3 separate regions of the Homo sapiens genome follow, and all the other regions are linked to region 2. Evidence: chromatin contacts called from ENCODE Hi-C or POLR2A ChIA-PET data. All regions are on one chromosome and are shown on one strand. The core of a region is the stretch at or near the end of the contact, and the rest is flanking DNA. Distances in the headings are between cores, read along the strand shown.

What was found. Hi-C counts contacts between places; a loop is a spot of excess contacts on that map. ChIA-PET counts read pairs that join two places held with the same protein, here RNA polymerase II (POLR2A). Pooled maps may share reads with other maps.
Region 1: a loop to region 2 is called in a map of CD8-positive, alpha-beta T cell, with 9 times the contacts of the local background. The contact joins the promoter of LINC02987 here to the enhancer-like site in region 2. A Hi-C loop is called at or near these places in 1 of 168 maps with a recorded cell type or tissue (CD8-positive, alpha-beta T cell) and 10 of 50 pooled maps. POLR2A ChIA-PET finds 5 or more read pairs at or near these places in 1 of 52 experiments (PC-9).
Region 3: a map of prostate gland shows a loop between it and region 2 (4-fold over the local background). The contact joins the promoter of DPY19L3-DT here to the enhancer-like site in region 2. A Hi-C loop is called at or near these places in 1 of 168 maps with a recorded cell type or tissue (prostate gland), 3 of 37 single-sample maps with no recorded cell type and 11 of 50 pooled maps.

The regions. Positions count from the first base shown.
Region 1 is chr19:27,790,774-27,795,634 of GRCh38, reverse strand. LINC02987 (long intergenic non-protein coding RNA 2987) reads right to left here and starts at 2,204. Exons shown (of 7, transcript NR_146733.1): 1 at 2,026-2,204. It overlaps LINC00662 (long intergenic non-protein coding RNA 662), which reads left to right and starts at 1,695. Exons shown (of 3, transcript NR_027301.1): 1 at 1,695-2,103; 2 at 2,403-2,635; 3 at 3,734-4,861. RefSeq lists enhancers at 1-316, 1,483-1,962.
Region 2 is chr19:29,836,200-29,841,034 of GRCh38, reverse strand. No RefSeq gene overlaps it. Among named protein-coding and RNA genes, the nearest start is that of CCNE1, 27 kb to the right of the region's middle. RefSeq lists an enhancer at 3,309-3,588. Within about 2 kb of position 3,419, at least 3 of the 41 ENCODE cell types and tissues checked have a DNase peak (open chromatin) inside an H3K27ac peak, as active enhancers do; they include CD8-positive, alpha-beta T cell, where a contact is called at or near this core.
Region 3 is chr19:32,402,866-32,407,107 of GRCh38, reverse strand. DPY19L3-DT (DPY19L3 divergent transcript) reads left to right here and starts at 1,569. Exons shown (of 3, transcript NR_046201.1): 1 at 1,569-2,117. It overlaps DPY19L3 (dpy-19 like C-mannosyltransferase 3), which reads right to left and starts at 1,338. Exons shown (of 19, transcript NM_001172774.2): 1 at 1,199-1,338. RefSeq lists silencers at 957-1,706, 1,737-1,786.

The DNA of each region.
Region 1 (4,861 bases), core at 955-3,454, 2.0 Mb after region 2:
TGAGTTCTGGACCATGGCTCAAGCCCAGGCCAAGCAGCCCTGGAGTAAGGGCATGAGGCAGGGGGCCCCAAGCCAAGTTGAACACTGGGGTACCGTCCCTGGAGCAGCCTGGGGTACCCTGACAGCACCCATGCCCCAGTCTGCACACACCCCTTGTTCTGAAATTAACAGCCTGCAGGGGTGTCCTCAGTATCAGAACTAGTGGGCCACACAAAGCCCTGGAGGACTCTACAAACCCAGGTCCATGGGGAGCAGCCCTGTAAGGGCCAGATGGCTGGGTGGAAAAGCTGACCAAGTCTTCCTTCCTTTCAGCCAAATCTGGAAGAAAGGCACCTTGCCTAGAGCAGTGTTCCTGGTACCCAGGCCTCTGTGGGCATCCTTCAGCACAAAGACCCTCTCCAAGGGGGGATGGGCTGGCCCTCCCAGGACCACCAACCCACTTCCAGAAGCCCATGGGTCATCCCCACCTTCACCTGACTGGGCTGTCCCTGACGCTAAGGCCCAGCAGCACGAAGGGGATTCCACACAAATCAGGGCAGTAGGCTGCTCTCTGGCGGCACTGGGGGCTTAGGGTCTGGCCAGCCTGTCCCTGGCTCAGGACACATGCCTGGAAATTAGGGTTTTCTCCTCTGCTCTTAGCATCTCCTGGGTAAACCAATAATTACTCTCCCTCATGTCTCAAAATTCACATCTATCTAAAAGGCGCTAGTGAGGGTGACATTTCCAGGAAGCCATAGCCCATGTCACCCCCTGCAAAGCTGTGACCTTTTCCGCGGGCAGGCCAGGCGGCGGAGTTCTCCCAAAAGCGGATGAACTGGCACTCTGGCTGGAGAAAGCAGAGAGCAGCAGCACAATGGACAGCGTCTGGGACCTCAGGCCGATTCCACAGCAGCTTAGGAAAGCAGGAGGCCCCCTGGGCGGGAGGAGGCTTGATGCTCTGGAGGGAAACGGAACTGAGCAGCGGGAGGTGGGGTGAGCCTGAGACCCGACCGATTTTGGCAAAGGCGAGGCGCACTTTGCAGTATCATACTCTCCTCACTGCCCAGCCCAGACCTGCCCTTCAAGTCCCTCTATGGACTCACTCCCCTTAGCCAGGGGTGGCACAGATTCAGTAGCCAGCATGGGTTTGGAAACAGAGGTCAACACCGCCCTGCCCCTCCCTGCGGGGCTGCGCAACACCCTTGAACCCTGCGCATGCTGAGACTGTAGTCCCATAGCCCTGCGACCAACGGCCGGAAGCAGCTAAGACACTATTACCAGCATGCCCGGCAGGAGGGCACCGCGCTGCCCCCCCCCCTCAAGGGACCAGCATCATCCCCACTCCCGTAGCATACTGGGATTGTAGTCCCGCAGCTCTGCCACCAACAGCCAGAAGCAGTTAAAAAACTGTTCCTCTCAGCATGCCCTGCAAGGCGCGCACCGCTGCTGTACCTCCCTTAACGTATCCGTAACCTCCCTCAACGTATCCGTACCTCCCTCAACGTATCCATACCTCCCTCAAGGTATCCGTACCTTCCTCAAGCTATCCGCACCACCCTCTCTTCCATTTCATGCGAAGATTGTAGTCCCGCAGCCCTGCGACCAGCGGCCGGAAGCAGCTAAGATGCTACTGCTCCCAGCATGCCCCGCGAGGCGCGCACAGCACAGGCCCTCTCTCAAGGTCACCACCTCCACTCCCGTTGTATGCTGGGATTGTAGTCCGGCCGCCCTGTGACTAACGGCTGGAACCGCCTAAGACACCACCCCAGCCAGCATGGCCGGCAGGAGCGCACCGCGCTGTCTCCCTCCAGGGATCCGCACCGCCCTACAATCCTGCTTTGTGCTGAGATTGTAGTCCTGCAGGCGTACAACTAACAAGCTGGGTGCAGATAAGAGACTACAGCTCCCCGCATCCCAAGCAAAGGTCCCTCCTCTACGGAGCCCCTCCACGCGTCCACTGCGGTTCCGCCGTGCCAAGGGGAGCTTGGCTGTTCACGGGCCTCACCTGCTAGCGAGAAGATAGCTTGGCCGGGCGGCTGATCTCACCTTGTAATTCTGACACTGTGTCTCCCGGGCTTGTCGGCTTCATGACTTGTGCCCAAAGTTTGATTTCTCGCAGACCAGGTAAAAGCCAAGAGGCTCTCATAGGCGCCTTGGCAGAGTTGCCATTGGAACGGGCGTCCTCTAGTAGCTGGGATCTCCCCGCCCCTTCCTCCTGAGGGGCCACTCCTTTCTGCCCCACCCTTCTTATTGCCCCACCCTTTGCCACACTCCTTCAGAGATGCGCAGTGCTGCCCCTTTCTATGGGCAGGGCCGAAGGTCCGCGTGTAAAAGTACCCAGTCCCTGGTAACCTGACACTTCCCTTTTAAAAGCCACCTTTTGTCTATCTCTGGCCTGCCACGATTCTTCCTGTGCTCCATAGGAGGACCCATTGGACCCCCGGGCTGGCTGCAGGGCCCACACCTGGGTTAGACCTCGCACAGGGACGCTGCTGCCACTGTAATAAAGCGTGCCTACACGCTTCTGAAACTGGTGTAGGAACAACCTCAGTTCTGTGAAAGGCGGACGCAGCAGGACAGAATCTCCGTGGACATCTGTCTGGAGGAGCAATTTTACTGCGACATTTTAAAGAAACAAATTTAATTGATTTCCAAGGTAAGAAATTAAACCTTGAAAACTAAACTGAAAAGTCATCTGTGTTTGACAAGTCAGACTTTCTCCAAGAAGAAAACTAAGGAGTGCATATTTTCCATTATTATAAATAGTGAAAATGAGAAATCATAGCAACTCCCTGGAAAATCTTGCTCTGCCAGTTTTCTAAATCACAGTAGGGCCTCGATATGGTTTTATTTGTTTTTGTTTTTGTTTTGGAGTGTGTTCACCTTTTGAATATAAGAATTTGCGGTTTTGACCAAGTTTTTAAATTTTCAGCTATTGTTTATTTGTTTTTGTATTATATTTAATTTTTCTGTCTCTCCCTCTCTGTCTCAGACTCAATCATTTCACAGGTCTCTTAGGCCTCTTTTCATTTTCTTTAAACTTGTTTCAGTCTTCAGATTGGATGGTTTATATTGCTGTCTTCTGTTTCTACTCTGTAAACTAAAAGTTCTTTTTATTTTATTATTTTATTGTCTTCTATTTTACTCTTTTTATAATTTCCATGTCTCTGCTGAGACTCTACATGAGTTAATTCATTATGAGAATATTTTCCTTTACCCCCATGAACGTACTTATAATAGCTGCCCTGAAATACTTGTCTGCTGATTACATCATCTCGGACATCTTAGAAATAGCTTCTGCTGCCTGCTTTTTATCTTGTGTATAGTTTGCATGTTACATTTCTTCACACATTTTATGAATTTTAATATTGTGTAATAGAAATTATAAATATTAGTTATAGAGACTAAATTCTGTTGTATTCTTTGGAAGAGCATTGTTATTATTTGAAGAGGGGGTAAATGTGGCTGAATTCAAACAGAATAATTATCTTCCCTACGGTGGGAAAGGTTGAAATTCTCATTCAGTCACACACACGTATGTATGTATTGTATATAGATGAATGTTTCTATGTAACTATATATAATATTTTATCCAGATTGTATCATTGTTATCTGTGAGAGTGTTAGTTTAGCAAGCTACTCCAGTATTACCGGAAGCCAGAACTTCAGTTTTGTTTTCTTACTGGATTTTATGTAAATGAGAGTATCTACTATGGATAGTTTTACACCTACTTTTTCTTTTTTTCTTTTTTAGTTATTTGAGACAGAGTCTCGCTCTGTCACCAGGCTGTACAGTGCCGTGGCCTGTCTCGGCTCACTGCAACCTCCACCTCCTGGGTTCAAGCGATTCTTATGCCTCAGCCTCCCAAGTATCTGGGACTACAGGCATGCGCCACCACGCCCAGCTGATTTTTGTATTTTTAGTAGAGACGGGGTTTCACCATGTTGACCAGGATGGTCTCAATCTCTTGACCTCGTTATCCGGCTGCCTCCTCCTCCCAAAGTGCTGGGATTACAGGCGTGAGCCACCATGCCTGGCCACATCTACTTTTTTAAATGTGTCATTATATTTGTGATATTGTCATGATGTTTTCTACTTATATTTTATTCAAAAATTTTATACTTTAAGTTCTTACCTTTAGGTCTTTGATGCATTTTTATTTGTTTATGGTGTAGGGTAAATGTTCAACTTCATCCTTTTGCTTGTGGATATCCATTTTTTCCCAGCACCAATTGTTATAAAGACAGTCCTTTGCCCATTGAACGGTCTTTGTATCCCCATCAAAAATTATTTGACCATATGCTGCTTTATACTGTTCCAGTGTCCATATGTGTGTCTCTTTGCCAGTACCACACTATTTTGGAACTTTGTATTAAGCTTTGGAATGAATAAGTGTACATTTTGTAACACTGGACTTCTTTTTCAAGATAATTTTGACTCATTGGGGTCCCTTGAGATTCCATATGAAATTTAGGTAGGATTTTTCTATTTCTGCAAAATAGAATTTTTTGCTTTTTTTGTTACTCCCGACGTATTTTATTCTTTTCAGTGCTATTGTAAATGTGCTTGTTTGCTTAGTTTTGTTTTCTAATTATTCATCATTACTGTATAGAAACACAAGTGATATTTGCATGTTAATTTTGTATGCTGCTACTATGCTGAATTTATTAGTTGTAATACTTTTTGTGTGGATCTGTGAAATCTCTAGAGCTTTCCACATAAAATTATATTATCTGTAGGCTAGAGTAATTTTACCTCTACATTTCCAATTTGGATAGTTTGTTTCTTTTTAATTCTTAATTTGACTAGAACTTCCAACACTATGTGGAATAGAAATAGCAAAAGCAGACACCTTTGCCTTGTTCCTGAGCTTAGAGCAGA
Region 2 (4,835 bases), core at 2,170-4,669:
TTCTAGAGCTTCATCTCCCACTCTGCCGCCTGCACTTGGCATGCACTGGCTGGCCCTTAGCGCAGCCGCCCCTCATCCCCCACCTCTGCTGACCACCTTACCTGAGACCTTTCTCCAACGCTGCAACCCCTTCCCTGGGCCAGCTGTCTTATGGATGACAACATGGCTAATCTTGAGTGGGGGATGAATTTTCACACTCTCTCCCCTCTGGGTCTTTCTCTCCCACTCAAAAGGCTCAGGCATCCCAGACACTTCCCTGAACACACTCGGAGGGGCCACGGCCGCTCCCCAGCAGCACGCCAGAAGGGGCGAGTGCGAGCGTACAGGAGGAGAGAGGTTGCTGCTGGAACTCAGACCGCGCGATTCCCGAAATGTGCAGCCAGCACATCTGCCCAGAGAAAAAGGGAGGCCCAGAATTGCAAGCTTTGTTATTTTTACTTTTTGATGCGAGGGGCCATCTGTGCAGGTTGGAGCTTGTCTGGAGGAAGCCAGGATTTGTCAGTGAAATTCAAATGCAGGATTACTTTGCAGGCTGTCACACCGAGACTTTCTCCAGGAGCTGAGGTGGCAGTGCTGATAATTTCTACAGCAGCAGAGTGTGCCAGTTTCCAGCAGCTGTTCGGGGTGAATGTGCATGTGGAGCCTTCCACCAGAGCATCGCTACTCGCCTCGGCAACTTTACTCAGTGTTGGATCCACCAAGGATGCCAGGAGGGGCCTCGACCACCAGCTGTGCAAATCAGCCCCTAGTGTCTGGGAGGAGGTGGTCTGGAGGGCAGAAAGCCCAGTGGGGGTTGAGGAGAAGAAGGAAGAGAAGAAGGTTGGCAGTGCGGGAGATGGGGGTAGGGGGGACTCTGACACCCTCTGTTGTCGCCATTGGTTCGCTCCAAATTATCTCAGTCAACACACAGTTGCAGACTCATCCTGGGTATCTGCCTGTGACCCCCATTTTTAATTGCAGGTCACCCTCGAGCCCCCTGCATGGAAATTCCAGAACTGCCTGAGTTGCAGGTGGAGGTGGCTGAGTTGGGACCCCATTAGGACATTTTTTTTTCTTTGAGACAGAGTCTCACTCTGTCACCCAGGCTGGAGTGCAGTGGCACGATCTCAGCTTACTGCAATTTCCACCTCCCAGATTCAAGCGATTTTCCTGCCTCAGCCTCCCAAGTAGCTGGGACTACAGGCGTGTGCCATCATGCCCAGCTAATTTTTGTATTTTTAGTAGACACGGGGTTTCACCATGTTGGCCAGCCTAGTCTCGAACTCCTGGCCTCAAGTGATCCACCCACGTTGGCCTCCCAAAATTCTGAGATTACAGGCGTGAGCCACTGCGCCCAGCCTTATCTAGGTCATTTTCACAAACCAGGGCTACCTGGTGAAGTGGGTCCAGGAAAGGTCATCCCAACCCCATTCTGAAAGCGCCTTTTGGTGAAATCTAGGTGCGGAGGCTGCACAGAGCCCAGACTTTAGCGGCTGTTTGAAGCTCACATGCTAATGACGTTTGTATCCAAATAATAACAAATGTCAGGTGTATGCACCTGTCTCTCTCATTTGTATATTGCCTGAATGCTTTTCTCAGTGCCTCTTTCCTGGGCCAGATGTGCAGCCACCGCCTGTTCTGGGGTGGCACGGAGGAGGAGGAGGAAAGGATACTGAGGTTTAGCACATTTAAGTTTGGAAACTGTTCGATGCCATCCCTGACAGTTCACCCTAGGATCTGGGGGTGGAGAGTGATGACAGAAGCGGGCAAATAATCTGTGAGTCTTTCAGCCGTTGCTGTGTGCCCCACCGTACACATACCCTTTTCTAATGTGTGCCAAACAGTGAAATCTAATGATAATAGATAAGGATTGTAGGAAGAAAGCAATCTAGAACCGATTATTTCTTTTCTTTCTTCAGAAATAACCGTTAGGTGAGGAATGTGATTTGAGGTGCACCAAGAGGGGTCCTCAGTTTCTAAACACTGCCCCCCAGACCCCCAATACACACATACCCTGCCTCTACCTCCACCCAAAGAGAGGACTCAATACTGAGGTCAGAACTCCTCTACGTGGGACTATAGCAAAGAAGAACGCAGGAGAGGGGACGGTGGCTGGGGACACAGCAGATGGGCACTGCCAGGCAGGACTGCTGTGGGCATTGCCAGGGAGAGCCAGGATGCAAAAATGGCAGTGAGGGGGCCCTGGTAAGGGCTTCTAGGGCTTTGCTGATCTCCAGGCTCATGCGAGGGCTGACTAGCTTGGGCAGACAGACCTTTTTTCTTTTTTCCCTCCAACAGAAACAAAAGGATAAAATCATTGGCATCACTGCTGGACATGGTGGCTCACGCCTGTAATCCCTGCACTTTGGGAGGCTGAGGCAGGTGAATCACCTGAGGTCAGGAGTTCGAGACCAGCCTGGCCAACATGGTGAAACCCTGTCTCTACTAACAATACAAAAATTAGCTGGGTGTGGTGGCGGGTGCCTGTAATCCCAGCTACTCAGGAGGCTGAGACATGAGAATCACTTGAACCCGGGAGGTGGAGGTTGCAGTGAGCTGAGATCGTGCCACTGCACTCCAGCCTTGACGACAGACCAAGAACCTGTCTCACAAAAAAAAAAAAAAAAAAAAGGAGAAAGAAAAAAAGAAATCATTGGCATCAATTGGGCTCATTCAACGTAGATTACTGATGTGTTATTGTTTTGAAGATAGAAGAAATATAATTAATAAAAGCCACCCAGCCCGCCTTTTGTGTTTCCGTGAATTCCTTATTGACGTCTGCATCTATCTCAAGCCGCAGATGAGCCATCCTTTTCAGCTGCCCTGGATAGCACGGAGATGAACAGTGTGGAAAAATCACTCCTGGGATCTGTACACTCATCTTCTGCAGCTGCAATTTTTCTTCTGCAGCCTCAGTTTTCTCCATCACAGTGGTGGAATCAGAGAGGGGGTTTCCCGGGAGCACAGTGCAGGGTTCCCTTCAAGGAAGAGCAAAGTCCGCCTCAGTGCTGGAAGCTTTTTTGGGAGGCCTGAGCGCCTTCCCACCTTGGATCTCTCTCTCCAGAGCCACCAGACAACCAGTTACCTTTCAGGCACCAGGCTTTGATGGGTGTGGGGGAACTATTTCCCGGCAGCGGCCCTGGAATCACACCTGCCTCACCTCCGGCCTTGATGTGCCTTAGAGGGACTGAGGGCCAAAGGTCACCTCAGGGATCACCAGGAGGCCTAGGGAATAGAAGTAAGGTGTGGGGTGGAGGCTGCGGGCTTCTCTCTGCCCCTGGCAGCTTCTCGCCCACCTGCTTGCTAGTTTGACTTTGGTCCTGCCCACTGTCTCTCTCACACCCACCCACCCTGACATCTAGAGAAATGAAAGCTCCTTTGCATGACAGGAAGCAGGGGAGTTCCCTGAAGTATGATTGCAAACCTGAAAACATCCCCAAACTAGTCTTCCATCACCACCTGGAAGACAAGAGTTGGAAGAGAAACAGAAAGCAACTTTTTTTTTTGAGACAGAGTCTCACTCTGTCGCCAGGCTAGAGTACAGTGGTGAGATCTCAGCTCACTGCAACCTCTGACTTCCTGGGTTCAAGTGATTCTCCTGCCTCAGCCTCCTGAGTTGCTGGATTATAGGCACGCACCACCATGCCCAGATAATTTTTGTATTTTTAGTAGAGATGGTGTTCATTGGGCAGATGAGGAAATTGAGGCCCATAGTAAGTAAGGGACAAGCTGAAAGCCCCACAGGACCTTGGGGTCAGAGCCGAGACTCCTATAAATCCAGGAATCTCAAACTCAGGTGCCTATGGGAGCCAGGCCCATAAAAGAAGATGTCTTTGGACACCAAGACATCTTTGTATTGAATATTAAACATGCTCAAGTAGTCTGCATTTCTAGAAGAAATGTTCCCTCTCTGCCATTCTTCTTGAAACACTCCACCTTCTTGATCTACACAGTTTTCTCACTTTTGTTTTGTTTTTTAAAGACACGGGGTCTTGCTATGTCACCTAGGCTGGTCTCGAACTCCTGGGCTCTAATGATCCGCCCTCCTCGGCCTACCAAAGTGCTGGGATTACAGATATGAGTCATCATGCCCGGCTAATTTTTAATTTTTTTGTAGAGACAGTGTCTCACTATGTTGTCCAGGCTGGTCTTGAACTCCTGTCCTTAAGTGATCCTCCTGCATCAGCCTCCCAAAGTGCTGGGATTACAGATGTGGGCCACTGCACTCAAAGCTGTTTTCTCACTTTTGATAGTCACAGTTACAAGAAATATTTGTCTACTCCAAGAAGATGTGCAGTGCGTTTGTGAAGGTAAACAGCAATGGAGTCTGAGACCTTAGCGTAGGGTGTGGTAGAGGTGGTGAGGATTCTGGTATATTGCAGACCACATGCCCTGCCTGCAGGGCTGCCCAGAGCTGGGGAGCTGTATCTGAATGTGAACTTTCCAGGTTTTCAATATTGCCTCAAGTGTTTTGAAATGACTCGGCAGCCCCAGCACAACCCACCTGACCTGCAGGCCCCAACGTGCAGCCTCTACATTAGCCCTGAATGCTGGGGCGAATCCCCTACAGCTTAGAAGAGGGATGGAAGATGCAGAACTTCAAAGGCAACCCTTCTGACTGGGTATGGTGGCTCATACCTGTAATCCCAGCACTTTGGGAGGCTGAGGCAGGAGGATCATTTGAGGCCAGGAGTTCAAGACCAGCCTGGGCCACATAGTGAGAGCCCATCTCTACCAAAAAATAAATAAATAAATAATAAGAGATGTAAAAAATAAAATAAATAAAACTTTTTTTTTTTAAGAAGGAGGGAATGCTTCAGACCAAGTAACCATCTTACAGAGCTTGGATGTTCATT
Region 3 (4,242 bases), core at 320-2,819, 2.6 Mb before region 2:
TTGTTTCCACAGTTTATTAATTCCTAAGGGTAACTTGCTCTACAGAACAAACCAACTAACATTATACAATTCATGTATTCATTCATACCAAAAAAAAAAAAAAAAGCAGGAAGCCAGATTTAAGTACTGTGCTTTCAAGCACTGGAAATGGAGAATCTGGAACAGAGAGGGAGAAGAGGAGTGTTTAACAAAGTCCTACAGCCACAGATGGGCTTATCCCCCATGTGACCTCATCCTAGAGTCCTCCCTAAGTGTGAGAGGACTTTTTTAAACAATTCATATATTCTAATATGTTAAGGCAGAAAACCAACACATATTTAAGTACCAATTATGTGTCAGGCACTGCAACAGTCCCATGAACTAAGAAAAAAAGTTCCTCCATCAGATCAAAAGGAATGCCATTGTAAACAACTGAAAAGGGACCAGAAGCGATTCTTTATTAATAAGGACGACTAGCGCTAGCCGGGCGAGGCGGCTCATGTAATCCCAGCGCTTTGGGAGGTTGAGGCAGGAGGATGACTTCAGACCATGAGTTTGAGACCAGCCTGGGGAACAGAGCGAGACCCTATCTATACAATAAAATAGCCAGGCTCGGTGGTGCATGCCTGTGGTCCCAGCTACTCCAGAGGCTGAGGTGGGAGAATCGCTTGAGCCCAAGAGTTCGAGGTTGCAGTGAGCCGTGATAACGCCACTGCACTCCAGCCTGGGCGAGACAGCGAGACCCCTGTCTCTAAAAAATAAAAATAAAAAAGCCTAGCGCTCTAGTGAGCATCCCCTGGACGAGGCAGGCACCGGGTCCGCTTACCTACGCGCCACGCCCCTGCACACCTGGCGTCCCCATCAGGTAGGTCTCCAAGGACAGGGGCAGCCGGGAAGTTCAGGCACGCGCCCCAGCTCTCCCAAGACCGCGAGCGGCCGCCGGGGTCGCAGCCCAGGCCCTGCCTCGCCGCACGGCCGACGAGCAGAAGCCGCTCCGCAAACTTGGTCCTTCCGGAGCCCAGCCCGGCCCGCGTCCCGGCAGACACTCCCGCGCTCCGCCCCTCCCGACGCCCCGACGCCGCGGCCGCGCCCCCCGACTGCGCCACGCGGCGGGGAGGGGCGGCCCCAGGGGCTCGGGGCTGTAGCCGAGGGTTCCGCCGGCGCCCGCCCGCCCTCTCGGTAGACCCTCGCCCGCGCGTCCCGGCGCGCCGCCACAGACCTGCGGCCTCAGCCGTCCTCACGCGCGGCTCCGGGAGGGGAAGGAGGCCGACGGGGCTAGGCGGGAACGGGGCCGCGCCACGGGCCGCAGCGCGCCGCGGGTACAAGGAGGGCAGAACCGCCGCGGAGCTTTGTGGAAATGAGGGGCTGGGGGGCGTCAACAGCCCCGGGGAGGGGGCGCGCCGGAGAGGCCGGGCGGCTGCCCCCGCGCCCATAGGCCCCGGGAGCTGTTCGTCAACACTAGGCCCCGCCTCCTCCCGCGGTTCCCCGCCTCGTCTCGTGCTGCGCTGGCCGGAAGGAAGCGGCACACTTCCGCTTGCCTGGTCCGCATTGAGTCCGGTCTGTTCCGGAGACTCTGAGCGCGGCCGCGGAGCTGCAGTGGCGGGGAGTGGGGTGCGGATCTTGTGTTTGCGCACGCAGTCGCCGGCCACCTCAGGCCGGAGCTAGAGATACGGCTCGGGATAGGAGGGCCCGGCGGCTCTGAGGCAGGTTCGCCTCGAGCCGCACGGCCCGGAGCAGCGGCTCCGCGGTGGTCCCCGGGGCTTGAGAGGGGTGCGGGCCTGGGAGCCCCTGAGGGCCTGATTTACGGAACTCCCCCTCCTTCCTCCTTTCTGCCGTTCCCTGCTCTGTGGCGGATGCGCAGGGATCAGTAGGGACGGCAGCAGTAGGGCCACTCGGGCCTGCCCCGCTTCCCGCATTGCCCGGTTTGGCGCGCCGCCTCCGGGCCTTGGCAAAGCCCCAGCGCCCGATTGTCACTGACCAGTGCTTGGAAGTCCTTTACCGACTGCCCGTCAGCGTCCCGCGGAGAGGATTTTGCGTCTCCAAAGACGCCCCTCTTCCGAAAACAGGCTCCTCTGTGTTCTCAGTCGGGTATATTTTTCTGTCTCCAAACTAGATTGGCAGCCGTTTTTTGAGAGCAGGTACTGACTGTGCTTTATTTCTAGATACTTTTCTTAGTCACACCACGGAAAACACTAGGTGGAACCTTTTTTAAAATTATTTTTTACAGGTGAGGCTCTCAGTCTGTCGCCCAGGCTGGAGTGCAGTGGTGCTATCACGGCTCACTGCAACCTCGGCCTCCTGGGCGCAAGCGATCCTCCCGCCTCAGCCTCCGGAGTAGCTGGGACCACAGGCTCGCACTACTATGCCCAGCTAATTTTTAAATTTTTCGTAGAGATGGGGGTCTTGCTTTGTCGTCCAGGCTGGAGTGCAGTGGTGTGATCGTAGCTCACTGCAACCTTAGTCCCCTGTGCCCAAGTGACCCTGCTTCCTCAGCCTCCTGAGTAGCTGAGATTCATTTTAATTTTTATAGTGATGGGGTCTCGTTGTGTTGACCAGTCTGGTCTAAAACTCCTGAGTTCAAGCAGGCCTCCTGCCTCAGCTTCTCAAAATGTTGGGATTACAGGCTTTAGCCACTGCAGCGGGCCCATCAAACGTTGTATTTGTCAGTACATAATTTACATGTTAATTGATTTTTGTTAAAGGGATGGCCATCTGGGACCTCCACCCGTGAAAAGGCGGCTCATTGGTCTGACTCCAACACTAAATTACGCCATCCAGGAAGCCTTTCCTAGTCACCTCTGTTGGAGATCGTCCTCCTTTGTGTGTCGGTTGTTAGTAAAGAGCACACGTTCTGTGGAAAGATGTTGAGGTATCTGCTGGATGGCTTTGATAGAAACAAATGTCAGCTGTTTTTTCAGATGGCATTTGTCTTGTTTCAGCCTGGTTGTTGGTAGCTTTTCTGTCGCCTGGCTTGAGGGCAAGGACTGTATGTTTATTTTTCACGTTAAGATGCCTTTATGTGCATGTGTCTGTTTCATGAATACATAGGTGAATTGAGTTCCCCTTAAATAGGATTTCCCTCTTATTTTATAGGTTTTTTTTTTTCTCTCAAGTTGTTTCACTCTGGGGGAAATGTGACCATTGTGAAATATCATCGCTTAGTTAAAAAGAAAGTAGAATTCAGCAGTAGCTGCTTTTTTTAATACTATGAAAAGACATTCCTAAGCAAGATGAAGCTTTGAGACTTTTCCTAAGTAGGACCTACTGCTGAGAGTAAGTCTTGGGGAGAATAAGCCAATTAAGAATGAGTCTTTGGTTCTGATAAAGTAACCATGGAGGTGATGGATAATGAGTGTAGGTCCTTGCTCACACTTCTGGCCATATGAGCCCGGAGCCAGGGAGGTACTATAAAAGGAATGGGCTCCTGTAATGGACTGTGACTGCAGTGGTGGTATATAGCAAGACTTCCGGTTTGCAGTAGGTTTAGAAGCCTAAATAGTCTCCCTGGTTGTCTCTGCCAGGGCCACAAATAGTTGTGCTGTGCATCTCAAAAGTGTGGTCTGGGGATCTGCAGCGTCACTGTCACCATCACTTGGGAGGTTGTTAAGAAATGCATGTTATCAGGCCCTACCCCACGCCTACTCAATTTAGAATCTGTAGGGCTAGGGGACCACTAATCTTTAAGAAGTTGATATGGTTAGGCTTTATGTCCACACCCAAATCTCATCTTGAATTGTAATTCCCATAATCCCCACCTTTCAAGGGAGAGACCAGGTGGAGGTAATTGAATTATGGAGGCAGCTTCCCCCATGCTGTTCTCATGATAGTGAGTTCTCACAAGATGTGATGGTTTTATAAGGGGATCTTGCCTCTTCGCTCAGCACTTCTTCCTGCCTCCTTGTGAGGAAAGTGCCTTGCTTCCCCCTTTGCCTTCTGCCATGTTTGTAAGTTTTCTGAGGCTTCCCCAGCCATGCTGAACTGTGAGTCAATTAAACTTCTTTCCTTTATAAATTACCCAGTCTTGGGCATTCTTTGTAGCAGTATCCTTTATAGCAGTATGTATAGCTGTATGGACTAGTACAGAAGTTTTCCAGATAATTCTGTGCTCGGAAAAGTTTGGGAACCACAGCAGAACCTTGTTACTCAACATGTGGTCTGTGGGCTGTGCAGCATGGGCATCACCTGGGGTCTTCTGAGAAAAGCCAGGTCTCAGGTCCTACCCAAGACCTGTGTAGCCAAAATCTGCATTTTAATATGACCCCC